Regions from separate parts of the Homo sapiens genome. Here region 1 is linked to region 2. A link is a contact called in ENCODE Hi-C or POLR2A ChIA-PET data. All regions are on one chromosome and are shown on one strand. Each heading gives the region's core, a stretch centred on a gene start or an enhancer-like site at or near the end of the contact. The rest is flanking DNA. Distances are from core to core; before and after follow the strand shown. Region 1 holds the start of ATP2B2-IT2 (ATP2B2 intronic transcript 2). Region 2 has its middle 14 kb from the start of ATP2B2.

Region 1 (6,090 bases), core at 641-3,140, 110 kb before region 2:
GTTGGTTTTGGGGTCTCCCACCGTGGCAGTTGCTATGAGGAGCAACTATGGTAAAGGCTGTGAAAGGAGATTGTAAACAGTGAAGTCCATGGGTCGGAATTGTGAATGCCATCACTTTCACTATTGCATGGACGCCCTACTACATGTCCTGCGTTGAGGCCTGCCTCCGGGTGTAGGGCTGTTGTTGAGCTTTAGGGCATTAGGAGAGAGCTGCGAAAGGAGGCAGAGGATGTCCTAGAGGACTCCACAGGCATCTCTTCCCTGCACGTTAATCATTCGCCAGAGCTTGGAGGAGGGCTGCTCCTGGCTGCTGTTCACTCTGTGTCCACCACCCAGTCTGGCCACCATTGCCTCTTGCCTGGATGGTGGCATGGCCACCTCACTGCTCTCAGCCTCCCTCTGGGAGTCCTGCATCCACTCTCTACCCACAGCGGCCAGACTTCTCACCCTTCCACTGTACATCTGTTAATGACTCCCCATTTTTCTCAGGAGAAAGTCCAAAGCCCTGGCCATGGGCCCTGAGGCCCTGGGTTGTCGGGCCTCTGCCATGTCTCTAGCTTCCTGTGAGGCCATGCAGGTCCCCGCCCCCTGCTCCAGCCACACTGGCTTCCCTGCTGGTCCCGGAATGTGCCACGCCCATCCCGCAATAGGCCTTTGCATTGCCCAGCCTCTCCCTTGCCCCCAACACCTGTACCTGCTCCCCACCTGCATAGCTTCAGGTCTCAGCTTGAGTCGCCTCCCTGATGACCCTGGCCCAGGATCATCACACAAAGTGGGCCCCATGATGTAGCCCCTCCTCCACCCCACCTTTTTTACAGAACCTATCTCAGGTGACATTTCCTACTTATATAAGTGACCATTTGATAAACGGCCATCAGACTGTGAAGGCCACGAGGTCAGACACTGGGTCTACCTTAGCTCACCACCACATTCCCAGAGCAGGGGAGAGGGCCTGGCACATGGTAGGTGCTCAATAAACATTTAGTAAGTGGAGAAATTCGTAATGAAGAAGATCCAGGCTCTTCCCTTGCGGTTCACCGACTGGAAGGACAGTAAGCTAGCATCTATTACACCCGACCTTGCACAAGGATCCAGCGAGGGGGAGAGGTCATTTTTCTCACATTTTGGAGGATGATGAGGCTCAGAGAGGCTGGGAGAACTGGCCCAGGGTCACATAGCTAAGAAGTGGCAGGAGCAGGATCTGAACCCAGGACTGGCTAACCCAGGAGCCTCTCCCTCCTGCCCCTGCCCTGTCCTCCCATCTTTGTTTGTCCAGGCCTCCATATTACAGTTTTATATATGAAGGGAGGCATCCCTTAGGGTACTGAGGCCTTGACCTCATGTCACCAGTCTTTCCAATATTCTCTCCTTTCCATAAGCTGGTCCCAAAGGCAGAGCGAGATGGAGCCCATGCTGATGCTGCCCCCGGGGACCACTTGCTTGTCTGGCTGGCTCTGGCACATCTCCTTGCAGGAAAGCACCCGCCTCTTAGAGAAGCCCAGTCAATCTGACAGATTCAGAACCTGCCATCCACACTGTGGGGCATGGGGAAGCTTTGGCATCTGGCAGGCCTTAAAGGAGCCACAGGATGCTGGGAGGGTGAGAATTAGTTGACTCACCCACTCTTGTTTTACACATGGGGAAATGGAGGCCCAGAGAAGGGAGACAACTCATCCGAGTCTGGGGAGTGAGTTTCAAAAGCAAAATGAGAAGCCCAGGCCCTGGACTCCTGGGCAGTGTCATTTATGTTTGCCTCAGTGTCTCATTGGTAAATGAAAAGTGTGTGTGTGTGTGTGTGTGTGTGTGTGTGTGTGTGTGTGTGTGTGTGTGTCTCACTACCAGTCTATCAAGGTAACTGAAATATCACCATTAATTCTTTTTCTCATAGAGAACTTTCTGCTAGCTCTCTAAAGGAATGAAAATAACCTTGGGTAGGTAATGGGACAGGGAGAATCCTAAGTCATCAGCCAAATTATTTATTCATTGACATCTCCATTCATCCATTTATTCACTCATCCTTTTCTCCATCTATTCATTTATCAGCCTCTCTAACTACCAATTCATCCACCAGTCCATCCATCCATCCACCCATCCATCCATCCATCCATCCATCCATCCATCCATCCATCCATCCCCTTCTCTCTCCATCTGTATCTCCATATATCCACTTTTCTTTCTAGCCATCCATTCATCCATCTATCCTTTCACCAGGTTCTCACTAAGCATCAATTCTGTGACTGGCTCTGTGGGGTAGAGATGAAAAGGCTCACTCAGTTCCAGCCCCTGCAGATCCCCCAGGACCCTGGCAGCAGCAGATCTATGAGCCCACATTTCCCCCTGCTTGTGAGGATCACACCAAGAGAGACATTCACATCCTGGCCTCACAAAGAAGAGATGGCAAAGTGGAAAAAGGCCGGAGTCCCCAACCCTGAGCCCTTTACCCTGTCTCAGTCTTTTATAACGAGGTGTGTGTGCTTGGGCAATGCCTCTCTCTTCTGGGACTCAGTGTACCCATCTCTGCTGTGGGGAGGTTGGACTAGATGAGAGTTTCCCAAACTCCAGTTGTTTCTTTCCCTCCCTCCACACCTGGAGATCAGAACACCTGTACTAAAAAGTACTGAAAATCTTTATTCAAATGAGCTCACTTTTTTTCAACCAAAATAAACTTATTTTAGAGTGAAACTTTATTGCTACCATAAATGGGAAAAAAATGGTAACAGCTGTCATAAATAGAAAGTAACAATTTTAAAAAACTTTAGAAAAAGAAGGCAGACTGCTGATGCTATTAAATCCTGGGTGGATACTGCATCCTACCAGTGGAGGTCTGCTCTCCTTGTTTAAGAGAGAATTTAGCAAGCGTCAGGGAGGTGTTAAACATACAATACGCGCACTAAACTCAGACTTTCTCCTTGGAGAGGTGTCCCAGAGTGTGCCTCCCATCCTTGGGTGGCAATGGGAGGGGGTCCCTGCTGAAGGGTCCCTGAGTGTGGGGGCACCACTCCCACCACAGAGGGGTAGCCCTGGCTGCATCCTGGCCACTCTCCTCCAAGCCTTCTGAATACACTCTGGGCCCGGCCCCTCTTGAAAACTCAACACCTCCCCCTCCTCCACAAACCGCCCAAGAAGCCAAGGGTCAGGAAGCCATGATCCGGATTCTGTAACTCAAACCGGGGAGTATCTGCGTCAAATCCTGGCGGAGTAGGAAACCAATATGGGAATCTGAAGCCATCCCATTCAGTAGTTCAGCGGGAGCCAGGGGCAGCCCATCACTCAGAGAAGGCCCTGACCCGTTCTTATCTCCCCTGCAGCTGCAAGACTCCTCCCCCTGGCTCCACCACCCCTCACCTTCTCACTCTTGACCCAGGCCCCCGAAGCCCATGACAGCATAGGGTCCCAAGGTATGGCATTTTTGAATGTCCCTGGGGCACTATCAAGTATAATCAGGAAAAAGAAAATGTGTCTCTTAGCTAGGCCAATGCCTTAAGTACCCACAGACCGTTCATTCCCCTGCAAGGCAGGTGGCCTCGTGCAGCCAGAGACCTTGTGTAGCCAGAATACCACGTCCTCACCTCTGAGTTTCTGGGGCCTGCTGAACCTCCTGCAGCAACACTGACATCAATGGTATTATTTACTCGAAAAATTGTTCCATTTTGGATTCAGATTTCAGAAGGACATTTGAAATACCAAAGCTGCCGCCAGCTCTGTTAAGGACACAGAAAGGCCCGCTTTCCCATCTGGCCTTGGCTCCAGCCTGGTGCCATGGTGGGGGTCGGGTATCTTTGCACCACCAAGCCCCCACCCCCACATCTGAACAGCCAAGCCAGAAAAGTCCAGAAAAAGGAAAACATTTAAAAAACACAACATTGGGCTTTGCCTTAGAAAGTGCTTTTCCTCAGAAAGTGCTTTTCCTCTTTAGTTAATAGTTACAACCTCTTATATGGGTCTTACAACTCATTCATTCATGCATTCATTCATGCATTCGTACTCATTCATTCATGCATTCATTCATTCCACCAGGGCTGATGTTTGACTGACAAGCAGGGTCAGGAAAGCCCTGTTGGTTATTTATAGCTAGTGTCCCCCTTGGCACATGACAAAGCCGTGCTGCTTGCTAAATACTTAAAACCTCACCCCTGTGTTCAAAAACATTGATTGAGCACACAGTGACATTTCAGGCGCTGAGATTGTCAACCCCTGGGACACACCAGTGTCCAGGCACAATCCCTCCTTCAAGAGCGTATGGCCACCACAGGCAGAGACACACCCACCAATGCAACACAGGGATTCTTGTGATGGAGACCCAGACATAGCACCTGTCCTGAGAGCTGGAAGAGGCAGAGGGGCCTCATATCTCGGCCAGAAATAAAGGAAAGACATTTTGGAAAAGTTACTGAGGGGGTGAAATTCCACACGTTAGACTTACTAAATCTCTGAATGACAGAGCAGGAAGGTACCTGAGAGATCTTTGAGGCCACCATTCCCCAAAGTATATTCTAAGGAATGCTAGTTTATTCCAAAAAAAGTTTTCAAGGTCAAGTTAATATGGGAAATACTGGGTCAAACCAAACTAAGCTGGTTTCTATGATGCAGGACTTATCAGAGCCTTAGTCATTGCCTTGTGAAATCTACAAGGGGGATGGGAGCTACAGGAAGCTTCTTGAAAGACTAGTGCTCCCCAGAGATCACTCTGAGTGACCCTAAGCTAGTCCAACCCTTTTTCCACAGACAAGGAAACTCGGGCCCCAAGAGCAGCTGGCATTTGCCTAACATCTCACAGGGAGTAGAGGGTGGAGTTGGAATTAGAACCCAAGGCTTCTCCCTTGGAAGCAGGCTGTTTAGGGCATGTTGTTTGGGCCTTGGGTGCTACTGGCACATGAGAAGAATGAGGTTCACGTGGGCTGAAGCAATCCTGGGAGGCTTCCTGGAGGAGGCAGAACTTGTGGAAATCCTGGGGCTCCTGGAGCCAATGACTCATGACTTTATTGACTGAACAGTGGTATCACAGAGAACCAGGTACATACTGGAACCTCATTGTCACCCAGTTTTCCTAGAGAGACCTTCAGGATGCAGGCAGGCCTTCCGCCCAAGGAGATTAGTCCCTGAACTTTCGAAGGATAAAAGTGCTTGGAGGTGTATTTTCATCTTCAATGAAGCCTCCCTGATTGCCACCCCAAGTTAAAATGATCCCTTACCTCCACCCCTGATTTCTTCCCTTCCATTCTTCCTTTCAAGTTTTGTTTTTGGGCTGTGTGAGATCCTCACTAGTTTATAAACCATTTGAAAGTAGAATGGGTGGTTTATTCTTCCTTGTTTGGTTGTTGATCAAGAACTCAGTCACCAATTAGGCACGGTGGCTCAGGCCTATATTCCCAGCACTTCAGGAGGCCAAGGTGGGAGTATTGCTTGAGCCAGGAGTTTGAGACCAGCATAGCAAGATCCCATTTCCACAAAAAACATTTTTAAAAAATTAGCTGGGTGTGGTGGTATGTGCCTGTACTCCCAGCTACTCAGGAGGCTGAGGCAGGAGGATCACTTGAGGCCAGGAATTTGAGGTTACAGTGAGCTATGGTTGCACCACTGCACTCCAGCCAGGGCAACAGAGAGAGCCCCTTCCTCAGGGAAAAAAAAAAAAAAAAAAAAAAGAGCTGACCAAGGCCAGGCAGAGTGCTCAGTGTTTTCCATACATCCTTTCCTTTTACCTTCACCACAGCCCTCTGCAGGGGTTGTTTCTACCCCCATTTTATGGAAGATAAAACTGAACCTCAGGAGGCTGAAGTGACTTGCTCAAGAACATGGGCCAGGAAGCTATGGAGCCGAGATTCAAGCCCAGGCAATGGTTTCCCTTTGCTGACCGACCTGTGAAATTAGGCCCACCTGAGTCATGGATAATCCCACGGGCATCCTGCTCTTCTGGGGCAGTGGCTCACCTGAGCCCTGATCCTGATTAAAGCCTCTGCAAGGCCCCCAGGCCATGCTCTGAGCTCAGCCCCATCTCAGCTGGTTGACTGTAAGAGGATCCAGGGTGAGAAGTGCGGTCACCTGCAATTTAGAAGGGCAAGAATCATAGATTCCAACAGCTGGGATGGCTTC
Region 2 (6,243 bases), core at 2,683-5,182:
GTGGTTTCCAAACACATCTCCTTTCTCCAGCTAACAAGTCCAACACTGGCTTCAGCAGAAGCTATGCACACAGAAAGTTACTTCCAGTGGAATGACCAGGAGGTAGAAGGGAGATAGGCATGATGGTCACAGGGAAGAGAGGATCCCAGGGAAGGTCTCAGGCTGTGCAGTCAAACAGATATGGGATCAAATCCCAGCTCCTCCACTTACTAGCTGTCTGATCTTGAGACAACTAGCTAACTTCTCTGAGCCTCACACAGGGGGTTATTATGATGAGGGGGATAAGCACAGCAGCTGAGAAAAGGCAATACACACGTACTGAAAAGGAAGCCTCCTCAAATAGGGCACAGCAGTACACATACACGGGACCACGAGGAGCTGGAGGGTGGACACTGCACTTTTCATCTTGGCAACCTGGCTCACAGTAGGTACACAGCATACATTTTTAAAAATAAAAATTTACATTCATTTTCCTTTCTGCCTTGTGCCCACCCACATAATCCCCCTTGTCTTTCAATCCCCAACCCCACTGTCCCACCTCTGTGAACTGTGAAAGAACACAGACTGTTACCTGACAAACGTGGGTTGAAGTCCAAACACTGCCCTGCCTGGCTGGATAGTCTTGGATAAGTTACCTCCCCTCGCTGACTCTCAGTCTCCTCTTCTGTAAATGGGCTAATATTGCCTCCCTAGCAGGGTTGCTGTAAGAGTTAGAGATGATGTATGTGGCTGGCGTGGCCTCTGACACAGAGTAGGCATTCTGAAAGTGGCAGCAGAAATGCTGTTGTTCCTTCCAAATGTAGCCCATGGCCACCTCTGGCTCTCCACTCACACTCAGACTAACTCCCTAAGGAGTTCACAATCAACTTGTCTCTACATCTCAGATATCACAATACAAGCACCTTGGGTGTATATATCTCTAAAGAGTGACATTTCACCTCCGTTCCCACAATCACTTTACACAGTTTCCACACTCTCGCTGCTTCTATATTGGTTGGACTTGGAGGGATTAACAATGTCCTTAAAACACCTTAAAAAGGAGCATCAACAGACAAATCATTCTGGATCAAGAACAAATGGCCCAGAGATTAAACACCTGTCCATAATCACCGACATTATCCACTGGCTATGGGTTTATTCATGCCCATGAAAGTTCCCAGACTGAAAGTTCATGAATGAAGGATTTTCTGGTCCTGGATACCATCTTATCCTCAAAGATAGCCTGCAAACTCTTCACTGTTACTTGACTGATTGTTTATGGGGGCTTCTCTGATGCCTCCAGATCAAGGCTAAATTCTTGAGTGGTAGGATTGGCTCTGCTTCCCTGTGAGGATTTGTGTGGGGGCAGGTGCAGGGCTTGGCAGGAAACCCACTAAGGTGGGTCACACAGGGGCTGGGGTGCCACAGAGGGACAATCTACTCCTTGGGATGTGTGCCCCGGAAGTCTGAAGCTGGCAAGGGTCTCAGGCAAAACCTTGTCCAATGTCTGGCTAATATCCATTTACCTTGCACGAAATGCAGACCCTGTTCTGGGAGCCCCCTCCTCAGAACTGCAAACAGAGTCTGCCCTGTTATTAGCTGGAAAAGTCTGGCTTTAACACCTGACACTGTGGGAGGATTGCCACAGCCACATGCAAGGGGCTTGGAGAGTTTATCTGCAGTGACATAGTCTAGTTGCCACTCTGAACCTGCAGTGATGTGTGGCCTGCCGAAGCCACGTATGCCATATAGTTTGTTCCAATACAAATCAAAATAGAAAGGCACTCTTTTTTATTTGGGTAGGCAAAGAAAAAAAAGAAAAAAAAAAAAAGAGGCCAGGTGTGGTGGCTCACGCCTGTAATCCTAGCACTTTGGGAGGCCCAGGCAGGCAGATCACTTGAGATTAGGAGTTCAAGACCAACCTGGCGAAACCCCAGCTAAAAATACAGAAATTAGCTGGGTGTGGTGGTGCCCGCCTGTAATCCCAGCTACTCGGGAGGCTGAGGCACAAGAATCACTTGAACCCAGGAGGTGGAGGTTGCAGTGAGCCGAGATTGTGCCCTGCACTCCAGCCTGGGTGACAGAATGAGACTCTGTCTCAAAACAAAAAAAAAGTAAAAGAATATTTTTATAATCTCTAAGTCCACCCTCTCTTCTTCTGCATTCATTTAGGATTTCTCTCCACCCGCCTCCCACAGTGAGGAGGTGAGGGGTTCTCCCAGCCTCCACTATTACCTCGCAAGGGCAGGAGTCTGATCTTAAAACCGGCACCCCCCTCCCCTGCTGCTTGCTCCAGCACTGGCTCCAACACCTGGGCCTCTCCCTCCAGGCCCCTGAGCTAATTACAGGCTTCCCTAAATCATTGTAAGGAAAAGCTAATTAAATCAGGGTTGGCCATTAATTTTCTGGCTAAGGACAGGCAGCCGACACCTCTCTTCAATTCCAGAATCCAGAAACCATGGCTTGGAGCTTCCTTTGAGGTTGGGAATAGAGTTTTATCTGTTAGGGCTGATTTTAGGAAGAGCAGCATGTCCCAGTGACCATGAGGGATCAGGGTGGGGACCTGAAAAACTGGGCTGCAGCCAAATGTATATGGTAAAGGGTATGAGGAGGTGAAGTCAGATGTCCCTGCACCCACCAATAGCAGTTGTATGATGTGAGAAAAACCCCTGCATTCGATCCCAGTCCTGCCACTTGCTAGGCAGGTATCCTGGTCCAGAAGTCTCCACATGCAAGGCAGGCAGCATCAGTGCTGGCACAGAGAGTGGAGTGAGTTCTGAGCCAATGTTTGTTGAATGAACAAGTGACTGCTGAGTGCCTGGCTCAGTGCCACACATACAGTAAACACCCAAACAATATTTGTTCTCTTGTCCCTCTTGGAATCTTCTTTTGGAACTATAACATTCATGGGACGAGGTGGCTTAAGTTCCTAAAACCTTTCTATCAAAACATTCATTGGAAGCTTTCCTCCTTTGAGATCAAGGGTGAGAGATGTCAGAGGTGGGGTAGGGGCAGGGGACACAGGAACTGAGTTCTCCACTCCTAGAACTCCAACGCCTCTCACGTACCATCAGATGCCAGCCTGCCCTGCCATGCTGCCATGCGTCAGCATACCTCTCTGTAAAGCTGGGCACCTTGACAGGAGTCCCAGCTGTGACTCTTCTCTCTTTCTTGCTCTGTTCCCTCATTAGCCAAGTCCTCAATAGCCCCTTGAAAGGCCCGGACATTGCACATTGCACCTTCATTATTCACTCCCGCCTCGGCCACTTTATTGCAGACGGTGAGTGATGTGCTTAGCTAATTCAGGGGACCCCAAAGGCAGGAAACAAACAGGGCAAATCCACAGTATGGCTGAGGACCACTCTGTGTGTCAAGTTCAGCACAGTGCCCGGAGTACAGATTCTGGAGTCTGGTTTGAATCCCAGCTAGGTGTTTGACCTTGGGCAAGCTGCCTAACTTTTCTGTTCCTCAGTTTCCTCCTCTACAAAATTGGCATGATGATACCAGTATGTCCCTTGTGGGGTTGTTGTAAGAATTAAATGAGTTCATAATGTGCCAAGTGTTTAGACAGGGCCTAGTGCACAGTTGGTGTTCCATGAACATTAGTTATTACTCATGATCTCAGAATGAATATCTCAGTTTATCTTCACCACAGCCCAGCCTGGCCGGAGAGTATGATGGCTCTTACTTTACAGATGAGGTCCAGGGAGGGGAAGCCACTTTCCCATGGCCACACAGAACAAAATCCCTGCCCCACACCTGTCCCCGACAGAGGGGAGACTGACAGCACCTGCCGGTGAAAGCGGGGCCCGGGGCAGGGCAGGGGTAGTGAAAGGAGCTTTCAAAGAAGGGCCAGGCCTCCCTCAGAGGCATGAGTGGAGTTGGGAGGTGGCTATAAATACGCGAGGCGAGGGGCTCTGTAACTAGGCCAGGAATGTGTGTTAGTCATTGAGGTCAGCACGGCCGCAGCGGCGCTTGGCTGGGAGAAAGCGGATCAGGAGTGGGCTCAGGTGAAGCCAGAGAGCTGAGGCCAAGGAGGGGTTTTGCTGGGGCAAGAGTGGCACTCTCAGCTTGGGGGCATGCTGGCACCCCCAGACCTTTGTCATGGGACAAGGGCAGATTCCCAGGAATGCCTCCCCTATCCCTTCTAACCTCCGAGAAATCCTTCTGTAGTCCAGATCGGATCAAGCCTCCAAGCTGCCTAAACCCACGGTCCTGGTTTCCAAAGGCAGACGCGAGTCCGCATTTTGGAGGGGGGCAAGCACATCCTCTCTAGTTTAATACCTGTGCACTTACTTTGATGTGTTAGGGGAAAAATACAACTGGCAAGGCAAATCCATGATATTGTGACTATGAATGCTTAAGATAACACTAAGTAGAGAGATACATATGTTTCTAAAAGGGAGGTGATTTCAGGACAGATGCAAAGTATATGCTAGAACTTGCAGACTGGCAAACATCATTACTGGAGTTTGAGGGTTTCTGGTCCACAGACTAAATGCAAATCTTTTTGCTGTGAGGTTTCAAGCCCTCCCCACCCCAACCCCACCCTACCTTCATTCTTGCTGTGCCTGCTACCTGGAATGCCTCACTGGCAAAGGTGAAATGTGCTCCTCCCTGCAACCTGCACAGGCTGCCCAATCCCCCGTCTGTCTACTGCCATTTCCCACACTGTGTGAGGTCATCCTATCTGCAGCCATCGCTCCCTCAACGACAGGGAAAGCAAGCTCTGTGTCTGTCTTCCTACCTGCTGTGCCCGGCACAGTGCCTAGAGCCAAGCACAGGCCCAGGACGTGACACCCAGTTCACATCCTGGAGCTGTCACTGCCTGGTGCGAGACTGTGCATGTGCAAGGCTCTGGGCTCAGTCACCTCCCCATGTATCAGATGGGGATGACAAGCTTCCTTCTCCAGTGGGGTTGCACGGATTCAGTGAGTTTACTCCACCTCAAGGCTTTCTTAGCCCGGTGCCTGGTATGTTCTGGACACTCCACAAGTAGTGGCTGAGTAGCAGTATCATCAATGCTATTGTCATTATTAAGGGCCAGTGGATATTCATTAAATGAGTCCATAGTGTTATAGGCTGAAGGGGAGAGAAAAAAGAATGGAGCATGTATGCATTTAGGCTGGAGAGAAAATTCTCAGTGGCTATTTTCCCAACCCCTCTCATTTTGAATATGGGGAAACCATGGCCCACACTGCATCCCTGGGACCAGGACCCAGAATATTTGTCCTTCAGTCTATGGTGCTCCACCACCACCTCCCTCCCCAGGCTGGGGGAAGGGGAAGGGGTGGCCGAGGCGAGATGCATCTGCCCAGTGTGACACTTGCAGGTTCCCCGCCCCCAGCCTTCCTCAGCTCCTCGGTGTAGACCCAGTCGACCTGGTTAGGAGTTCCAGGGCTGTGGCCTGCACCGAGCTGGCAGGAGAGTCCTCACTTCACCGAGGCAGTGAATCAAAAGGCTCATTCTTTGTAGACTCCTCAGATAGGTAGAAGCAGACTTGACCTTTGTCGTTTTGTTATTTTTAGCAGAGCAGGCAAGGAATGATAAAAACCTGTACAGGAGCTGGCTATAAATAGCATGCCTGTGGCTTTTTTTAAGAAACACACACACACACACACACACATCTGAAAATTGTAGATCTAAACAAGCATTGCCCTTCAAAGTAGAATAACAGCATTAGCATGACACTTTACAATCAGCAAGCCCATTTAAGCTGTCACTTCAGCTCACCGTACAATTCCACAGGGTGGACACTTCCATCATCTCCATTTTGCAGATGAGGAAACAAGGAATGAAGTCAGCCAGGAAGGCTGTGGGCACGGCACCTGGCACGTGGCGAGAGCCCTGTAAATATCACTTTCCTTATCACTGAATCTCCGAAAAGTTGAGTAACTTGTCCAGTGCCACGCCAGGAGAAGGAAGAGAAGCAGGACAGATGCCAGGGCCACCTTTCTCCAAGTCCATGAGTCCCCTGGCTGGGGCTGAAGGAAGAAGAGTTAGACCTGGAAAGGTCAGAGGAGTGGCAATGGATGTTATGGGGACAATGGGATGAGAACTGGAACGACAGGATGGTATCTGAGGTGCTGGCAGCTAAGAGGGAGTGGCTGTTTGGGAAGTGCCTTTGGGGTCAGCAACAAGAGAGGAAAAAGGAGGAGAAGAAGATAGAAGATCGCTGGCCAACAGTTTTTTAGGACAATGCCATGCCAGGGTCACCTCGTCCGGCACTGCCCTCCTTTGGGCAGAGTGGGAAATGTCAGTAGG

What was found. A loop is a pair of places that touch in the nucleus more often than their neighbours do. ChIA-PET counts read pairs that join two places held with the same protein, here RNA polymerase II (POLR2A).
Region 1: a map of GM11168 shows a loop between it and region 2 (2.2-fold over the local background). The contact joins the promoter of ATP2B2-IT2 here to the enhancer-like site in region 2. A Hi-C loop is called at or near these places in 1 of 168 maps with a recorded cell type or tissue (GM11168). POLR2A ChIA-PET finds 5 or more read pairs at or near these places in 2 of 52 experiments (B cell and OCI-LY7).

Annotation. Positions count from the first base shown.
Region 1 is chr3:10,622,607-10,628,696 of GRCh38, reverse strand. ATP2B2-IT2 (ATP2B2 intronic transcript 2) reads left to right here and starts at 1,890. Exons shown (of 2, transcript NR_046766.1): 1 at 1,890-1,931; 2 at 2,212-2,682. It also overlaps a transcript of ATP2B2 not described here.
Region 2 is chr3:10,516,325-10,522,567 of GRCh38, reverse strand. It overlaps a transcript of ATP2B2 not described here. Among named protein-coding and RNA genes, the nearest start is that of ATP2B2, 14 kb to the right of the region's middle. Within about 2 kb of position 3,932, at least 3 of the 41 ENCODE cell types and tissues checked have a DNase peak (open chromatin) inside an H3K27ac peak, as active enhancers do.